4 separate regions of the Homo sapiens genome follow, and regions 1, 2 and 3 are each linked to region 4. Evidence: read pairs that join two places in POLR2A ChIA-PET (ENCODE). Cell type or tissue: MCF 10A. All regions are shown on one strand. Region 1 holds the start of LINC01655 (long intergenic non-protein coding RNA 1655). Region 2 overlaps LINC02257 (long intergenic non-protein coding RNA 2257). Region 3 overlaps LINC01655 (long intergenic non-protein coding RNA 1655). Region 4 overlaps LOC124904517 (a long non-coding RNA gene).

Region 1 (5,000 bases), 52 kb before region 4:
TAATCCACACGAGCACACTATGAGGCAGGTACTTATTATTGCCGCTTTTCAAATGTGGAAGGTGAGGCACACGGCAGTTAAATAACTTGCCTAGGCTCATACTCCTGCTAAATCTTACAGCCAGGATTAAAACCAAGGCGGTCTGACTTCAGAGCCTGTGCCCTGAACCACAAAACCATGCTGCCTCTCTGAGTATGAAGAGTTTCTATACTTAAGTTTGCGCCTCTGTTTCCTTTCGTTATTCATTTTTTATCAACAGACATTCAGAGTGTCAAGCGCTGGTGGCGAGAAGCTGAATAAGACTGCTTCTCCTTTCGAGCAGGAACATGGGAGGTCTACAGAACAGGGGAGTGACAGATCCCTGCAATATATGTGAGAGGCAGAATAGGAGGTAGGAATAAAGTGCCCTGGAAAGACAGAGCAGGAAGAGACATTTCAGGAAGTTTTTGGAAAACTTCCTGGATGAGGTCACAGTTAAGCCTGTCAAATAGCAGGTACTTAATAGGTCTTTTGAATGAATGGCAATAGAAATTCATCAAGAAGAGAAAATGATGATAAATAAAAGAAACACCAAGGGCAGATAGTGGCTCTTGACTTTGTTCCCCATTTTGAGACCCCATTTGTGTATAGCAGGTGGGCAGCAGAATGGGAGTTCTTGAGATTTAACTCTCGTGAGGTTCCCTGGGTCCCTGTGTGCCTGAGTCAGGACCTAAATGTGGCTGAGAGTCCAGCTCACCGGTGGAGGGGAGGAAAGGTTCCTTTTCTTTGCACATCCATCGCTAGGTTCATGGGTAAGGTGCCCCTTACGAAAGACAGATTTACAAGAGAAAGGTATACAAATGTATTAATGTAAGTTTTATGTGGATGGAAGCCTTTGGAAACGAAGACCCAAAGAAAGAGAGAAGCTTGTTTATTTTTATGCTTGGGTTGATGAAGAGTGGATAGTCATGGAGAAATATGATTGGAGGACAAAAAGGTGTGATCTGATGGTAACAACCTTGGGGGAACTTAGCAAGACCTCCTTGTTCAGATTCTTCCTGGCCTCTGTGTCTTTGAGGATAAGGATGTTCCTTTCCTCTAGGTATAGAGATGGCACCTTTTTTTTTTTTTGAGACTGAGTCTCTTTCTGTCACCCAGGCTGGAGTGCAGTGGTGTGATCTCAGCTCACTTCAACCTCTGCCTCCCGGGTTCAAGTGATTCTCCTGCCTCAGCCTCCCAAGTAGCTGGGACTACAGGTGTGTGCCACCACGCCTGGCTAATTTTTTGTGTTTTTAGTAGAGACAGGGGTTTCACCTTGTTAGCCAGGATGGTCTCGATCTCCTGACCTCATGATCTGCCCACCTCGGCCTCCCAAAGCGCTGGGATTACAGGCATGAGCCACTGCACCCGGCCTGAAGGCACCTCTTGAATGAGGATCTTGTGGTCTCTTTCAGGTGGTCAGAAAATTCTGTCTAGGTTTGATAGTCTGCTTTAGGGGAGAAGGGCAAGAGGAGGTCAGAGAGTGTCCTTACTGCTTCTGCTGTTTTCTAAAATGCCAAGGGGCCATATTTTGGAGCAGCCTGTCCTGAACTCCAACAGCAAAGGTAGAACAGGGCAGAGTGATAGCCTGGTCAGGAAGTGAATGAATGGGACTCACAGCCACACTGATTGTCTCTAGTGACACCAAGAGCTCAGGTGAGGCTAAATCAGCCAGGAACCCCCAGGGGCCCAAAGAGGATGGTCAGGAGTAGGAGGAAGACATCACAAGTCATAGAAAAGAGATAGGAGGGCCGTTTTCTCTGCATATGCCAGTTATAACAGTTGAATTTGCACTCCCCAGTACTCCTAGAGACTCTAACATTGTGAGAAAGCCAATTCTTTCAGAATGTGGAAGACTCGTCAGTTGGACCTGCCAAATCCACCTGTATACTTTGCTATAGTATCAGAAATGATTCTTTTTTATTTTCTCTCTCCCCAAGGACCAAGATGGATTTCCAGCCTGGATGTTTTGGCGGGGATTCTACCCAGCGGTGGGGGGAAGAACCACGTGCCCTTCCAACCTTGCGTCAGCAATCCCATGAGGCCCGCCATGAGTCACTGCCAGTGGCCCAGACTCAGTTGTGTGGAGTCTCACACCCTGGGGCGAAACTAGCTAAGTTCATGGGTCTTTCCTGTCTGTGTTCTCAGTGACTCACCCGAAACAGATAATAACAGTGAGGTTGGGCACACCATGTGACTGGTGCCAGCCAGAACAGGTCATGCTGTTAACCCTTGGATCCCAGGCCACCAACTGCTGACTCCCAGGCCCTGGGACAGGCCCATGACACACTTGAGTGGTATCTCCTTCCTATCTCTCTGGGATACTTGGTCAAGGTTTCAGTTTTGGAAATATGACCTTCCCTTGTAAAGGATCTCAAACTTGGGGTGGTTACTGATAGAGACTGCATCAATAACTATTACCCAGGAGGGGCCCATTGTCCTAAAACACCACCAGAGCACAAGTGAGGAGTTTTCATTCATCAAATTGGGTGTTCTTCAAAGTTTGCCAAGGTGCAGATCCTGACCCCTTTCCTGGTTCTTTCCATCAGTTGGGTGATTCCCAAAGTCTGGGGAAAGAAAGAGAAAGGAGGAATTTAAGAATGGAACAGATGATTTCTCCCACCTCAGACAAGCAGACTGTGAGCTCACCGTGTATCTTAAGTATTTGTGGGCAGGGTCCCAGGCAGGACTGTAACATGTCAGCATATGACTTAAAGGCTTGGTGACAGAACAAGGATCCACCCAGCTCAGCTGCCCTGCCAGGGTGTTCTCATTGCCTCGCCAGCTTCAGATCACTCCCCAGGGATGCTGCATTCATTATGAAAACCTCTGGTCAAGGTTGAAAGCCTGCAGGATATGTACTATGACCTCATAATTCACATGGGATAGTCCAGAGGTCTCTAAGACTCTCCAAAATATTATTATGATGCAACCTTTACCCCATAATATGTGACAGAGCATAACTCAAAATTTAAGTGATCCTTTGCTGACCCTTAATGAGGTTAAAGTGAAAAAACAAAACAAACAAACAAACAAAAGACAAGATGAGCTGAGATGCTGAGGCTGGGCAGTGATCTGAGTGCTGAGGGTTGCTGATTCTTCAAGATACACATTGCTCCAGGTCATGGGGCAGGGTGTATATGTACATATGTGTGTGAGTGTGAGAGAGTGGGGGACTGGGTAGGAGACTGGAGTAGGGAGAGGGATGGGACATGTTGCTATGGAGAGAGAGCAGTGAAACAGGCAGTACGAAAGAATACGATCATGTCAGACAGTCGAGGATCTGGGTCTCAGCCCTGACATTCACTACCCAGGTGGCTTTGACAATTCATGAGTCTTCTCTCTTTCACCTGTAAAGTGGGGTAACAAAGGTAGATTTGTTAAGTGAGGAGATAATATGTGTAATTGCCTAGGAGAGTTCTAGTCACATAGCAGATCATCAGTGGAGGTCCACTCCAATGATGACTGACAACTAGCTGAGAAGTGAATGAGCAAGCCAGGCCAGAAAATTTTATGAACAGTGAAAACTGCAGCCCAAAGTTCTGTGTATTTCTCAACAGGAAAACAGCTGTATCCTATTTTATGGTGTACAAATACTTTCACTTATGTCACCTCATTCTTCCTCTCAGAAACCCTCTAAGGAATTTATTGTAGTGATGAGGAAACTGAGGCCCAAGACCACACAGTCGGCAAGGCTGGAACTGGACCCTAAGTCCTATGCATCTTTATGCTACCCCATGAGGGAGCAGCTGCAAGTCATGAACACACGTCCATCATGCAGCATCATGGGTGTGGCACCCAAAGGATGAGCTGGAAAATGAAACATTATAAAGATTTTGTGTTAACTGCAGAAACTCTAGAAACCAGGCATTGATTCCTCCACTCCAGAAATATTTATTGAGGATCTACAATGTGCTGGGCACTGATCCCAATGCTGAGGATATGTCAATGAACCAACTAAACAAAGCCCGGATTCCTAAGAGACAACAGTAAACAATAAGCATAGTAAGTGAGTAAAGTGTGTCGTATTTTAGAGGGTGTTAAGTGCTTTGGGAAGAGGAAGGAGTAGAGCAGAGTAAGAAGGATCTGGATTGCAGGCCACAGGATGGTTGCAATTTAAAGTAAGTTAATCCAAGTCAACCAGACTAGGGAAAAGATTTAAGTTGGGGGTCAAGGGAGTGAGGAGTGAATACCCAGAAGCAGAGTGTTCCAGGCAGAAAGGAAAGTCAGAGTCAAGTCCTAAGGCAGGCAGATGCCTGGCATATTTGGGGAAACTTCAACACCCAGAGCACAGTGCTGGCACCATGAAGATTGATGGATTGATTATGATGGTGGATCACCAGCCCACAAGCTCAGTTTTATGGTTTCTAGAAAGTCTATTCAAGACTACAAGGCCCTTCCACTGATACACTCACAAATCTGAGCCTCTTGGGCCAGTACATTGAATGAGATAGTATCGTTTTAGTAAGGATTCTTTTCTCTATCAAGGGAATCTTTTCAATAGTGAATTGTGTTCTTGTACTTAAAATATTTCATCTCTAAAGGTTCCATTGATGTCTGACTCTGCAGAAATGACTTGGTGGTATAGACAGGACCCTGATATAGGGATCTCTATTGATGACACTTGACCTGCTGCTGTTTAGTTATATGTTCCATAAAGGCAGCCCGTAGGTCCCATCTCTTTACTCAGGCACTGAAGTGTTCCCTGCATCTGGCGCCTCTTGTCCCTACATCCTTACCTCCTCTGCTGTCTTTTACACATCCCTCACTATAAGTCAAGCTAGAAACCTGTGCTCTCCAAATCCTGCCAGAACTAATTCAGAAGAAAAACATTTTATCGCATAAAAGTTTGTATATAACAATTAAGCATGCATTGAAATCTATATTTGCATTTAATTTTCTGATAGCTTGAAAACTAATGTAAAACATTTTTAAATCTTTTTAGCAAATAAAGTTTGCCCCAGCCCCCTCCAGACAGTGTG
Region 2 (5,000 bases), 70 kb after region 4:
TAAGCTATTAATTACAGCTCGTTAATATATTTTCAGAGAGAAATATCACATACACATAACCCATATGAACATATAGACACACAGACAGAAGCAGGTCTTATAGCTTTTATAAGATTATTTATTTCTCAATGTTAAAATAGTTTCTCTCTCCATTTTATACCATAAATCTCCCAATCATCTGTTTCATTGCCCTAAATAATAATTAGGCAACCCTAAATTTGCACTTTCGAAGACACGACTCTTAGGTAAAACAAAGTAGAAAATTTATATCTCAAAGGCACAGAACTTAGATCTCAACACCATTACTTCCCCAGACAAAGAACAGCATAGATATAGGTCCAGTTGAGACAAAATGGCCAGGAAAAGCACCTTAAAGGTAAGGTTTATTATGTAAACTTTATACCCATGTCTTCACCATTGTAAAGTTTTTAGGGGTTTAGGTGAATAGAGGGACAGGCCCTTACAAATGGAGGTTTTCATTATAGAGATAAATATCTTTTACAAAAAGTTTCAAAATAGCCAGTCAAATGTCAAAAGTTGAATTTTTTGGACCATATAGTTGATAGGTAGTCTTTTGAATTTATCTTACTTGTTAGTTAGATTACTGACTTCAGGATGAAGCCCTGTAACTAACATGGCAAAAAGGCATTTTCTATGCCTGGATTCAAGAATAGAACTTGATTTCATATTCCCTACAATATAAATTTTCTTCTTTATCCAAAGGAGTGGTTGTCCTATAATAGTGGGGTTGAAAATGGAAATAGTGGCTCTGGTGTCTACCTAGATTGGATAACAACCGGTAGAAGGTTAGAGCAGCTCCCTCTAAGGCCCATCAATCCTGATAGTTAACATGGAAATTATCAGGGAGTGAAAAGGCTGTTTTTAGGGACTTTCCTTGAAATTTTGGGAGTAGCCTCTTTTCCAATGTCCTGGTTGTTTGCACCAATAGCAACTGCTGTTTTAGGGGTTGCTTGTTGAAGAAGTGCTCTGGGGTAGACCCAAAGGCCATTCTAGGTTGTTGGTTGGCGTGGAGCTGAAACACATTGGAAATGGCTTTCAAATGCTCAATTGTGATTTTTCAGGTTTTGTTAGGCCTATACATGGACCAGGTAGGAGCTTGTCCAGTAATACCATTCTGCCTCTTTTATCCATTTCTGGGCTTCACCAGTTTTCACTAGTATGTGAATTAATTGGTAAAGATCAAATATCTTGAGGTCATAAATTTCAATTAAGACCTTGAATTCTTCAGAAACCTTTTGAAGGCCTTCCCTAGATTTAGCAAAATTTTTAACTATGGCGCTGAGTTCTATTATCACCTAGGGAGTGTAAGTCACTCTGGGATTATTTCCTGAATTTTTGAGTGGCTTTAAGCAAACTGTTTAATTGTGGTTTTATTTTGTTTTGTTTTGTTTTGTTTTCAGAGGAGAAAGCCAAGTCAGACTGAGAGTTAGTAGACTAAATACTCAGGCAAAGTGGGATAGAGAGGAGCAGTAGGAATTCTGTCAGTTTTACTGTTCTTGATGTGGATGATATCTTGCATTTTTAGCTTTTTTGTATGTGTGTGATGGCGTCTCGCTCTGTCGCCCAGGCCAGAGTGAAGGGGTGCGATCTTGGCTCACTGCAACCTCTGCCTCCCGAGTTCAAGTGATTCTCCTGCCTCAGCCTCCTGAGTAGCAGGGACTACAGGCGCATGTCACTATGCCCAGCTAATTTTTGTATTTTTAGTAGAGACAGGGTTTCACCATATTGGCCAGGCTTGTCTCAAACTCCTGACCTCGTGATCCGCCCACCTCGGCCTCCCAAAGTGCTGGGATTACAGGCATGAGCCACTGCACCCAGCCTTTTTAGCTTTTTATTAGTTCTTCACAATTAATTTAAAAAAAGTTAGAATTCTGTCTCTTTGAGGCTTCTGAATGCTATTAATAATTAGAATGACATTCTCTCTGCTAAATTTGAGAGACTTGAGATTTAAGTATGCTTGTCAAATGAACAGCCTTATTCATCTGGAATGTTCCATATAATGGCCCTGTAATTCTGAATTATCTTTAGTAAGATTTTGCCACTTTTGTAAATATTTGCAGCTTCCAAGGTCATAGCTCCTAGACATGAAAAAGGCAAGTACACCAGAAGGCGAAGTACTCAGATATTTATAAATTAAGGATCCCATTTTTATGTATGATCTTGGGTCTCTTAGAGCTGACATGGCTTTAGCTATAAGACCTCAGCATATAAGAAGAGAAAAAAATAAAGAGCCCCCCTTCAGTAATAACTACTTATTGTAACTGCCATCAGTTACCTTAAAAACTGCAGCTTTTTTGCCAGTGACTCATCAGTCACCACAAACCGAAAGGTCATGTGCCCTGCCACAGCACAAAGCAACCCTTGGTAACACACAGTCAAGTGCTCTTTCACTATATAAACTAACCCTTTGTACCCCAAAGGCCAAAGATATTAGGGAGCTCAAATGCAAAAGACAACAGAGCTCCAACCTGAGAGGAACTTACTTATGACTCCTGGAGCTCCATGAGAAAGACAGAGGAACCCCTTCACCCCCGCCCCTCCAAAAGGGACTACAGCATTTTTCCTATGTTTCTCAGAAGGTCTCAGGGTTTTCAGCAGTCTCCTTCAGTTTCCTTTGTGGTCACCAGATTTGCCAAAGGACAAAATTACACGTTTAGTTTGAAGATCTCGACTAGCTTTATTGCAATTCTAGGATTGGGCAATGTCTCATTCCATAAAATAGAATAAGTGTCCCAAAGAGTTGAGCAGAGGGGATTCATTTTATAGACAGAGGGGGTTGAAGAAACCAGAAGCAAAGAACAAAATGTGGACTCGTCCTTTGAAAGTTACCTCCCTTACAAGGTGAGAACAAGGAAACAGAACAATAGAGAAATAACAGATTTGTTAGCATCAGGTTACGTCGGGTTACTTTTGTTGTAAGGATTAAAACAGAGGGAACTTCGTTATCCTGCTCATTAAAGACGGAAACTGGTCTGCTTGGAACATTGGCTGTTACTGCTCTGTCCTGATTTTGGGGAAGATGAAATAACAACTTATTTTCAGTTTGGTGATATGGAACTTTGGCATGGGTGACTCCATTTTGATTTTTAGTCTGGTCTGTTGGGGCCTAATACAAAACAATAGCCTTTCATAATTTTTACTTAACATTAGGAAATAAGACACAAAGCTCATATCTTTATCAAATCTAAGGGTCTTTGGTCCATTGACCATTCATGTGCACTCCTTTTGACATTTTTCCCAGGCTGACTGTGAATTTAGCATAGTTCTGATTCTTTACTTGCAATAACAGCAGTTACTCTGTGACAGGCACTCTTCTCAGCGCTTTTCACCCAGTAACTCATTTAATCCATACAAGGTCCTGTAATAAAGGGACTATGGTCTACATCTTAAACGGGCAGTACCTGTGCAAGGTTGGTGAGATCGTTCTCCCAAGCTTGCACAGCAAGAAGGATCAGGATTTGAACTCAGACCCAGGACCCAGATGCTTGACCGATTAAGCCAGAGCAGCCTCAGAGCCCAAGTTCCAGAAAGTGTAGGGGAGAAAACAATAAATTTTCTCTTTCACCTTGATGAGTTTTTTCTGAGCTTCTCTGTAAAAAAGACAAATTAACAAGAGAAAAACAAACAGAATTCTGATAAAATGTGTACCTATGGGAGACAACCCAGAGAAATGAGTAAATCTCTGCAGCAGATCTCAAAGAATTATCCTAGACCTCACCCTTAAGTACTATCCTTCTCTGAAACAAAGAGAGAAGGCTGAGGGGAATGATGCAATTAAGAAATGTTGGCCATGGCTGGGCATGGTGGCTCACACCTGTAATCTCGGCACTTTGAGAGGCTGAGGCAGGCAGATCACAAGGTCAGGAGTTCGAGACCAGTCTGGCCAACATGTTGAAACTCCATCTCTACTAAAAATACAAAAATTAGCCAGGCGTGGTGGTGGTTGCCGGTAATCCCAGCTATTCAGGAGGCTGAGGCAGGAGAATTGCTTGAACCCAGGAGGCAGAGGTTGCAGTGGGCCAAGATCATGCCACTGCATTCTGGCCTGGGTGACAGAGTAAGACTCTGTCTCAAAAAAAAAAAAAAAAAAAAAGAAAAAGAAAAGTTGGCCAGGAAAAGCACCGTTAAAGAAGCATAATATTTGATAACTAGATTTAAGTTGATGCCTTCTCTAGGGAATTAGTTCTTCTTTTCTTTCTGATGCAGAAAGGAGACACCCTTACAATGGAGGTTTTCTTTACAGATGTAAATTTATCTTATGAAATCATAACTGTTTTCAAAACTAATTTGTTTTCAAAGCTTCTCTGTGTTTGCTATTTCCCAAAATAGCTCAAAATAATCCTTAGGCCAAAAAGGCATATTTGGGGTAGTATGTCCTGAGCCCCATCATTAGTCATCTTTATTACCCTGGCCAAAGGTCTCCTTGCTCATGACAGTCAAAGACTAAAGGACAGAGGGAACTTTTTAATAATGAGAGTTTGCTGACATGCACACACGTGTCATCCACTTTCTGATTAAAAAAAACAGAGAATACATTACTGTGGCCCAAACCTGACATTTTAAGCCATTTGAGATACCCAATAGTCTAGAAAGAATGCTCCTGAGAATTAAAATGAAAGAAATGTCTCCAACCAAATTAGAGACTACTAAATGAATCTTATTAAGAAGCCAAGTGGAAACCCTATCTCAGAGAACAAATTAGGACATAGAAATCAAATTGCCGGCCGGGCGCGGTGGCTCACGCCTGTAATCCCAGCACTTTGGGAGGCCGAGGCGGGCGGATCACGAGGTCAGGAGATCGAGACCATCCTGGCTAACACGGTGAAACCCCATCTCTACTAAAAATACAAAAAAAAAATTAGCCGGGCGTGGTAGCGGGCGCCTGTAGTCCCAGCTACTTGGGAGGCTGAGGCAGGAGAATGGCGTGAACCCGGGAGGCGGAGCTTGCAGTGAGCCGAGATCGCGCCACTGCACTCCAG
Region 3 (5,000 bases), 59 kb before region 4:
ATGGGCTGCATTCAGGTGTCCGTGGATGGTGTGTGTGCAAGTTCAGCTCTGCAGCTTTCTGCAGGCTGCTGGTATCTCCTTGTCCCATCCCTCAGCTCCTAGGGCTGCCCAGGCAATATTGGGAAAATCATGTGGGGCTTCTCTTAGGTGTCCCACTCTGTCCTTCCCATATCCATCTCCCCTGGAGTATTTTCTCCTTTTATTGCCAGATATCCCCAAAATCTCTCTTCTGTTTAGCAAAAACTTTGTTGTGTGTGTGTGAGTTGGAGTCTTGTTCTGTCACTCAGGCTGCAGTGCAGTTTTGCAATTATAACTCACTGCAGCCTCAAGCTCTTGGGCTCAAGGGATCCTCCCATCTCAGCCTCCCTAGTAGCTAGGACTATGGGCACCCACCACCACGCCCAGCTACTTTTTAAACATTTTTAGAGATGAGGTCTCACTATGTTGCCCAGGCTGGTCCCAAACTCCTAGCCTTGGCTTCCCAAAATGCTGTTATTAGAGGCATGAGCCACCGTGCCCAGCCCTAAAATCAATTCTTGAGAATGGACAGTATAACTAAATTTACAGAAAGGTGTACTTCACGGATAAAGCACTTGGATCTTACCCAATAAATAAGAAAAGTAACATTTATTGAGTTCCTAATGTGTGCCAGGGTCTACTATGTTGACGCATTATTAGCAAATTAAATAGGGAAGATGATTGGAGGGTTGGGGTCTCCTACACCTCAGCACCTGTGACACATAGATGATGGCTTCCTCTTCTTCCTCCTAAGATGAGCCTTGCCTGCTGCTTCGTGAAGGACTACACACTTAGTCTTGATTTCAGATCCCCTTCTGGGCAGATCTCAGAACCTCTCTGTGTTTGCTTTTTTCCTACGAGCAACTAGTTCCTTTTGTTCCCAACTCCTTTTCCAAGAGGCACAAAGTTACTTTCTAAACTAGGCCACTGGTTTAAATAGTAACCCCTAGGAAAGAAGAGTTTCCAATGAGTGCTGCCATCTTGACAAACGGCCTTGATTCCAATGCATCCTTCTACCTATGATCTGCATACATGCAATATCAATCTTAATTTACATGTGATTTCAATCTGTATGCAATATTACTTTGTATATGTAACATCACCCTTTTACATGCAATGTGGCAGCAATCCATTTACTCTAAGGGATCATAATGGTTCCTACCTGATAGTGTTGTAGTGAAGATTTAGTGAAATAATACAGGTAATGAACCTACAACAGGGCCCAGCATAGAGCAAGCACTCCACAAAGGTCCTCACTGTTGTCATCACTTTCCCTTCTGAACAGACTGTTGATAGTGTGATGTTCCTCAGACTACCTTCATTAGCTCCAACCTGCCCAATATCCTCCATCCCTCCCTCTACCCACAGACTCTCCCTTCTTCCTCTTTCCATAGAGTTTCTATCAATGGTAGTGGTGGTGGTAGTAAGAGCAGAAACAGAATTAAGAATAAATGGAAAGGTATTTCATGTTGCCTAGTTAGCCATAACTAATTATAATTGTTTCCTTAGCATCAATAAACATGAAAGACTTCTGGCTGTAAAGGCATGTCAGGCACTGCTCCAGCTGGAGTTTCCAGCCCTCTCCTTGCTTCCTGTCACATATAACTGCAGGCTGCCGCTAGACACTGTGGCTTCTTGTTAGACCTGCTTTGTGTGAACTTTGCTGTCATTGGGAATTTAATCATCTTTCTGAGGCAGGGACCACTGCTTTGTTAATCTGAACCAAGTTGTGATGTCAGAAAGGAAAACTACCAAAGTTTGGTCCCAATGTTATGAATAACTACTTAAGGTGCTCTGTCTCTGTCTAAAGAAAGAAAAACACAGTGATCCTAAATGTAAGTAATTCATCATGACATAAAGAGAATTAAAGGAAAATTAACTTTGTAGCATAAAACAGCAGTGACATATAAACCTACAAAACGAGTAGAAAAGATACTCAGGTTAAAATTATGGGTTTAGAGGAGGTCCATGGAGTGAACTTAAAATAAATGTATAGTTACAGAAAGGGTTGAGAATCTCTCAGGCACTTTAGCCTCTGGCTGTCCTAGACTATGGGATGCTGTTTATGTTCTATGCTAGGACAAAACCAAACAGGCCCACTGGAAGCAAGCCAGGTCACTGGTGATATTCCTAGGCCTGGCTGCAGGAACCTTTGGCGGATACATGCCCTTCCTTTGTTTGGAGAAAAATGTTATCCTCTCTTACCCTCTGCTCTTGACTAAACAGATTCTATACCATCATCCCCTTAGGAAAAATGGGCAGGATCCAATCCCAGTTTTCTGTCTGTGTAATGCAGGCATTAGGAGCCACTGGGCAGCACAGCCTAGCGTTCTCATTTTCTTTTTAATATAATAGCTTTTTTGCAAAGAACGTAAAAGCAGTTGTGCAGCTACATTTGGCTTTAGCAAAAGGAGAAATCTGTGAAAATTTAAAAATCAACACAGAACAAGGGGGACTTTATTTGATTTTTAAAGGATTGTTGTCAAGGTACCTTGTATCTGGGTGGGAAGAAAGAGACTATCAGGTTTAGGCTGAGAGTTACATTTGACTCTGCTTAGTGGGGCTTCTGTCCAATTTCTTAATACCCTGGTGTCAGAGAGACAGGGGCTCCCCTGAGACAATTTCAGGTTTGTTTGGTGCTTTGAGAGGCCAGGCTGGGGAGAGGTTCAAGGAGGTGCCTGTTACCACCAATAAGAACAAGGGATGCATTTCCAGGGGCTTGGTTTGGAGTTGGATGGAGTCTACCTTCCACAGGGACACTGGCTATTTGGGGACAGATATAGGCTACCAAGGTCAAGTGCTTAATCCTCAATCCAACACTTCAATGCTTCTTTCAATAGACCAAATTTCCTCATACTCACCCAAGTACTTCCAGATTTAAGAGGGCACTAACATGTAGTGTTAGTGAACCCAATAATATGTATATTACTATGGATGGATGGAGGAATGTCAATGCCAATAGCTAGTCACAGGACACAAGTTCTTTGCTAGTAGAGTTAGGTGAAAAATAATCTAGGCTCATGAGTGTCAAATGGGCCCAGCTAGTGATTTAGGGTAGGTCATTGGTGAAATGGCAGGTTTGAGGGATTAAGTTCAGTAGATTCAGGATGTTTTCATATTCATGCAGGAAATACATAAGAGGAGAGCACCAGGGATGATTCTAAGTGTTACACATGGCACAACACCCAAGTAAATAGATTGAATTAGTGATTTTAAAACTTCTCACCAAAAAAATTCATGCAGGGGAGTTTCATCTTCTCACAGGCTGCCTGGATTCACCTGAGACAGGGGGCAGGCTGGGAGAGGGCCATTGAGTTTTAGTGGATGGAGTCTATAGCTTCTGATCTGACTCTCCACTGAGGTAGTAGAAGTCTTTGGTGCCCAGGAAATTAGAATGAATGGGAGATGACAAGGTCATTGTTGAGACTGTTTCCTGTGCAGGGATCAAGTTACTTTAGAACCTGGATCTCTCAGAATGAATTGCTCAGGTCTCTGAACCTCAAACCAAATAGATGAGCTTTATATTTAGGCTGCACATTTCAAGATTGAAATCAAAATTGTCATTTTGACTACAGTGTCTCTTACCTGGAGCTATGGCAAACAGGAAGGAAAAAGGTGATATGGGGCTTCACTGGAGCATCTAGAAGAGTAAGAAGAATGACCACTCTCATTTGACACCTTTATAACAGCTGCTGTGTTATGATTAGATACATCAATACGATGAAATATTTCATCTTCTTATGAGGTTCCCAGACTTTTTCAGTTTTGTTAAGAAACAAATAATCAGAATAGTTAAATAACCCTTCCAAAGCAGGTGACAGAGCCAAGATTTGAATCCAGGGTTTAGATACTACAGCCCATCTTCTTCTTCTAGAGCTACCAAGGGATTAATAGCATATCACACCTAGGCGTGCTATGGTGGGAAGCAGAATGCCAGGGGAACGTGTACTTCATTCAAGTCATTGCAAATTAGTTTATTTGGGTAATCTCTTCTGGCACATCATTTAGCAATAGCAGAGGATTTAAATTAGATTTTCTTTAAGGGGATGTCTATGACCAGATTCTTGCTTGAAGACCTTCAAGGCAGGCACTAGTGGTGGGGCCTGACATCTACAGCATGTCCTTGTGAAGGAGAATCTGAGCTGGCCCCTCTACCTTCTGAGTTACTATGCTAAGAAGGGAAACAGACAAACAGCAGGAGGTTGCAGTTCCCAGAAGAGGCATTGTTCTTCTTCAACCACCTCTGCTGTCTGCCCTGTTACCTAAACAAGTATTACTCCAAATACCTGAAATAGTCATCTTCCAGGAATACACCTGATACTTGCAAAACAGGACAGGCTTCTGTCCATAGGACTTCAAGATGCAAGTAGGTTTTGGGTTTTCTCTGCATGCCTGATTGGTGCTTGTTGTTTCCCTAACACCAGTTCATTTTCTGATTCTTTTCTCTTTGGCCAAGTGCCTCCTTTTCACACTGTGTTAGTAACAACCATTGGGGAGACCAGTGGCATGCATGGCTGGCTTGCATAGATCCCACTCTTCAACTTCATGTTCGAGCATATGCCATCTATTACATCTCCCCATTCTGTGAGTGATGTTGCAATCAATACAAATAAACTTCAGGGGCCCTCGGCTATAGGTAAACTGTGCCAGCATAAATCGATGAGGTGTTGAGAAACTCTATGTCACATACTCTGATGCTCTGTAATTCTACTTTTCTGGCTACCAGAGCCCTCCCACAGATTCCAGGGCTTGGTTCAGAAATCTCCCTGCCTTTCCCAACTTGGCTCACAATGATCCCACCCAGAAATGTGGACTTCTCAGGAGAGACAATGGAACAATGGGAACTATGAGGGCTGCGTTATTCTCACTATTTGACTCAATCTGAACTGTGTCCACTGTAACAGTTAAGGTGTAGGCAAATCTCTCTCAAAATCATCCCTGGACCACCAGCATCAGAATTAGGCACCTGCTAAAAATGTAGA
Region 4 (5,000 bases):
TTTCTATTTTTTCCCAACTTCCTGGAGCTGGTTGGTAGGAAGTCTCATTCATGTCCAGATCCTACCCCATGGGTGCTGGAAGTGAAATAAAGTGCAAAGCATCCAGGACCTAAATTGAGATTATTTAGATTTGAATCCGGTGCTGTCATTTAGGAGGTGCAGGGCTTGGGCAAGCCAAGCACACACACACATGTGCTTGGAACTTTTATTAAGCAGCCTCATGGACATCTTTCCATGTCAAGGCATCAGATTTTTCTCATTTTTCAAGATGTATAGCATTTTATAGTTCTAGTACATAATGAATTATTTGGATATTCCCACTTCATAGATAGTAAGTTTTCTCCCTACCTTTTTAAATTTCAAATACTGCAAATGAACTCATGTTGGGCTTTTGATTTAGTGCAAACATAGTTCAAGGATAAATCCTAGAAGTGTGATTGCTAGGTTAAAAAGTAGGCATTGCCAAAATGTTCTCCAAAAAGGGGGCAGCAATTCTCCTAATAATGCATTATTCTCCTAATAATGCAAAAAACTACCAGTTTCCCATGCCCTTCTCAATACTGGTCTCTCTTTTTTTTTTAATTAACTCACTTAATGGATACTTAAAAATGCTTTGCAATCTTTCAAATACCATGCAAATGTAAGGTATTATGGCCAATAACCTTTTCTAGAAGGCCCCATATCAAAAAGTGGACATCCAAGCCCTTGGGGAGCTTGTACCATCCAGAAGTTTTTACTATATGTCCTGTCATTTTCTGGAAATAATGTTTTTGGCCTTGGATCCTAATTTTTTAGGCCAAAATATCAGTTTTCCAGGATGATGGGGTTGTAAATAATGAATAAGAGAAACCCTCCAGCAAAAGCAGCTATCACCATTCTTAGAGCTTTGCTGGCAAAATAATTGAATTTGATAGCAGATAGGGCCACTTGTGCCACCCAAAATTTTACTGAGCCAGCCTGGCAGGGAATGATTTGCGAGGCCTTTCTCTTACTGTTTCCAAAGACTTTATTTTATCTACTTTCTTTTTCAAGCCTTTTTATTCTTACTATTCATTTGGAAACTGTAAAATTGAGGCTTCAGCATCTACTCACTTTTACTTTTTTTTAAGAAGCACAGGCCTAGTGCAGTGGACTGCAGGGGCCTCCCATGTTGACTTTGAAAACAAAGGAAGTCTGACCCTAAGCTCCTTTTTCCTTCTTATGGAATCCATCCACCCCAACATCACCATCTGGTAAACTCCTAGTCCTCCTTCCAGAACCTAAGGACCATCTTTCAAGTCAGTTCTTTTGTAGAGCCTTACCTACTCTGTCTTCCCACACATTTCATTTTTACCTCTAAGCAATTATGAATTTCCCAATAATTTCCTTGTTTGCATCTTTCCCCATGCCCATCTCCCAGCTATGAATTATTTGGGCTGGACCTGGGTCTCATTTATCTTTATATCTCTAGTTGGTAGTACTTGGTAAGTTTGTTGAATAAATGTTTCTTCATTTTGAATCCTTGCCTGGGTTGGACATAAAACAATAATAACACTCCTAGAATATGTAGCACAAACACCAGCACTCCCCAAATATTCCACAAGCTCCCTCATGCTTCTCAGCCTCCCTTGTATTTATGATGGGGTTATGTGACTAACTCTGGTTCACAGGCAGGTGTGTGAGTAAAGTAATGCTTGGCACTTTCTGTCTGAGGTAGGAAAGAAGGGTGGTGAGTTCCATACATGCCCTCTCTCTTGCCACTATGCCTGGAAACAAAGAACTCTGAAACAGCAAAGGTGCAAGATAGAAACAGCCTAAATGTCTCATCACTGTTGAAGGGTAGCCACCAAGGAGAGCAGCCTGACCTGCATCAGACTGTTCGGAAAGTGAGGAATAGCCTTTGGGATTTGGGAGTTTATTGCCACAGCAAAACTTAGCTTACCCTAACACAGCATATGAATTTCATGATTTGAAAATGTACGTAGAAAAGAAGCTCTTAAAATATGACAGTGTCATTTGATCACGAAACCTTTTCACCTTCATCCCCTAGAACAAGTGAGGGTTGGTACTTTGGATTTTATGACTTCAAAGCAGATTATTTTTTCAAGAGAGCACAGCCATTCCTGTTTCATTGACAGAGATTCCAAGGCATGGAGAAGTGAAAGCACTGGTTTCTGGAATTATGGGTGAAATTAGCAGGAGAACACAGACCCAAATTTCTGACCCCCCTGCTTAGATAGAACTGCTCATCCCCCAACATCAGTGTCCTCTGGGGTTAGTATTCTAGGAATAATATTGACCTACTTAGAAATGGGACAGATTTTACATCTCTAAAGCTAACTCCACTGAAGAATATCTGTTTTGAAGCAACATGGTGGTAAAAAGGTTAACACTAAATTTGAAGTTTATTTCTAGGCAGACATCCTGAGCCCTGGGGGAAAGATTGCAGCTGCCCTGTGGCCCAGATAATGCAATATCAGGGTGAACAAGGACATCTTAGAACATTCTGTTCTCCTCCCCCGAGGCCAATTAAAATCTGTAGGCATCTTTCTGTTGACCAGGCTGACTGACTAATTGAATCAGAATTATGATATTTTCATCAGCTTTCTCTTATCCCTCTCTGCCTTGCCAGCAGACAGAAAGTTTGACAATCATACAACTTCAAGTATATGAGGCCCAGTGAATGGATCTGCTCTCACCTTAAACCACTGAACATTGTACATTAAATAAGATCCCAAAAAGGATGGAACAAGATTGTGGGCAAGGTAGTGTCCCCAGATATTAGTCTCTGTTTATCCACATAAGAAGAAGCTAAATACCAAGACACCACCTTCAGGATGCTTGATGAACAAGAAATCTGTCATTTAGCAGCTGCTATTCCAATAAGTCAGCTCCGTAATTACCTCTGCCTTCCTAATTAACCATCACACTGCCCAACTGAGAAAGCTCCTCATGTTGAAGGACCAAATTCCTGCTGAAGTCTAACAAGGTTCTGTCCATTCTATTAAGCTAGGAGGTATTTTATCCTGCACATCCAAATGGTCTGGTTAGCCTTAGAGACTGCCCCAAACAGTATCAAAGCCTCTGGGAATCAGCTACACATTTCCAGTTGTGTGAGACTTCTCAGCTTGAGTGTGACAACCTCCACATTAGTAACTTCTGTGAAATTATTTCTTTATATCTAAACTGCCTCAGAAGTTAGGCATTTATAGCAGCATTAGTTCCAGCTGTGAGGAAGCTTTGGGTCACAAGATATTAGGAAGGGGTGGGGTGGGGGGAACCTCTGGGACAAAGATTTCAGCCTCAGGACCTGTTTCTGAGTTTTCTAAAAGGAAATCCCCTCAACAAACTAGGCATTGAAGGAGCATACCTCAAAATAATCAGAGCTGTCTATGGCAAACCTACAGCCAACATTATACTGAATGGGAAAAGCTGAAAGTATTTCTCTTGAGAACTGAAGCAAGACACAGATGTCCACTCTCACCACTCCTATTCAACATAGTATTTAGAAGTGCTAGCCAGGCCAATCAGGCAAGAGAAAGAAATAAAAGGCATCCAAATAGGGATGCCTCTTCAGGGAGTCAAACTCTCTCTCTTCACAGCTGATATGATTCTATACCTAGAAAACCCCAAAGACACCACCAAAAGGCTCCTAGAACTGATAAACTTTAGGAAGGTTTCAGGATACACATCAATGTACAAAAATCAGTAGCATTTCTATACACCAATAATGTCCAAGTTGAGAGCCAAGTCAAGGACACAATCCCATTTACAATACCCACAAAAAATTAAAATACCTAGGAATACATCTAACCAAGGAGGTGAAAGATCTCCACAAGGAGAACTACAAAACACTGATGAAAGAAATCATACGTGACATGAACAAATGGAAAAATATTCCATGCTCATGGATTGGAAGAATCAGTATCATTAAATGGCTATACTGTCTAAAGCAATCTACAGATTCAATGCTATTCCTGTCAAACTACCAATGGCATTTTCCACAGAATTAGAAAAAAAAAAAACTATTCTAAAATTCATATGGAACCGAAAAAGAGCCCAAATAGCCAAAGCAATCCTATACAAACACAAAGCCGGAGGCATCACATTATCTGATTTCAACCTATAAGACTATAATAACCCAAACAGCATGGTACTGGTACAAAAACAAACTTATAGGCTGGGTGCGGTGGCTCACACCTTTAATCCCAGCACTTTGGGAGGCCAAGGTGGGCAGATCGCTTGAGGTCAGGAGTTCGAGACCAGCCCCGCCAATGTGATGAAACCCCATCTCCACTAAAAACACAAAAATTAGCCAGGCGTTATGGTGGGCACTTGTAATCCCAGCTACTGGGGAGGCTGAGGCAGGAGAATCGCTTGAACCCAGGGGATGGAGCTTACAGTGAGCCGAGATGGTGCCGCTGCACTCCAGCCTGGGCAACAGAGTGAGACTCCATCTCAAAAAAGCAAAAACAACAAAACAAACAAACAAAAAACACATAGACCAATGGAACAGAATAGAGAACCCAGAAATAAAGTTGCATACCTGCAGCACACCTTTGCCTGATCTTTGATGACATCAGCAAAAATAAGCAATGAGGAAAGGACTCCCCTATTCAATAAATGGTTCTATGACAGCTGGCTAGCCATAGGCAGAAGAATAAAACTCGACCCCTACCTTTCATCATATATAAAAATTAACTCCAGATGGATTAAAGACTTAAATATAAGACCTCAAACTATAAGCATCCTAGAAGAAAACCTAGAAAACACCATTCTGGGCATTAATCTTGGGAAATAATGTATGGCTAAGTCCTCAAAAGCAATTGTAGCAAAAACAAAAATTGACAACTGAGAACTAATTACATTAAGGAGATTCTGCACAGCAAAAGGAAGTAACAGAGTAAACAGACAACCTACGGAATGGGAGAAAGTATTCACAAACTATGCATCCAACAAAGACCTAATATTCAGAATCTATAAAGAACAAAAAAAAAAATTTAAAAGTGGGCAAAAGACAT

What was found. Peaks named below come from ENCODE experiments on the same cell type or tissue, not always from the same donor. Only the 100,000 strongest peaks of a DNase experiment are listed, where the experiment ranks them.
Region 1: POLR2A ChIA-PET joins it to region 4 with 38 read pairs; 3 of 35 experiments call an interaction of 5 or more read pairs at or near these places.
Region 2: POLR2A ChIA-PET joins it to region 4 with 11 read pairs; 3 of 35 experiments call an interaction of 5 or more read pairs at or near these places.
Region 3: POLR2A ChIA-PET joins it to region 4 with 46 read pairs; 2 of 35 experiments call an interaction of 5 or more read pairs at or near these places.

What each region holds. Positions count from the first base shown.
Region 1 is chr1:221,837,869-221,842,868 of GRCh38, forward strand. LINC01655 (long intergenic non-protein coding RNA 1655) reads right to left here and starts at 2,798. Exons shown (of 4, transcript NR_125989.1): 1 at 2,668-2,798; 2 at 2,440-2,585. RefSeq lists enhancers at 1,483-2,682, 1,499-1,578, 1,949-1,998. In MCF 10A, no CTCF peak of the experiment used is centred here; a DNase peak (open chromatin) is centred at 2,133.
Region 2 is chr1:221,959,509-221,964,508 of GRCh38, forward strand. All of the region lies in intron 1 of LINC02257 (long intergenic non-protein coding RNA 2257), which reads right to left. Among named protein-coding and RNA genes, the nearest start is that of LINC02474, 4.4 kb to the right of the region's middle. In MCF 10A, no CTCF peak of the experiment used is centred here; a DNase peak (open chromatin) is centred at 2,363.
Region 3 is chr1:221,830,689-221,835,688 of GRCh38, forward strand. It overlaps LINC01655 (long intergenic non-protein coding RNA 1655), which reads right to left. Exons shown (of 4, transcript NR_125989.1): 3 at 3,604-3,658. Among named protein-coding and RNA genes, the nearest start is that of LINC01655, 7.5 kb to the right of the region's middle. In MCF 10A, no CTCF peak of the experiment used is centred here; DNase peaks (open chromatin) are centred at 2,133 and 4,363.
Region 4 is chr1:221,889,450-221,894,449 of GRCh38, forward strand. The region is part of intron 2 of LOC124904517 (a long non-coding RNA gene); the gene reads left to right. Among named protein-coding and RNA genes, the nearest start is that of LINC01655, 51 kb to the left of the region's middle. In MCF 10A, a CTCF peak has its summit at 2,807; a DNase peak (open chromatin) is centred at 2,492.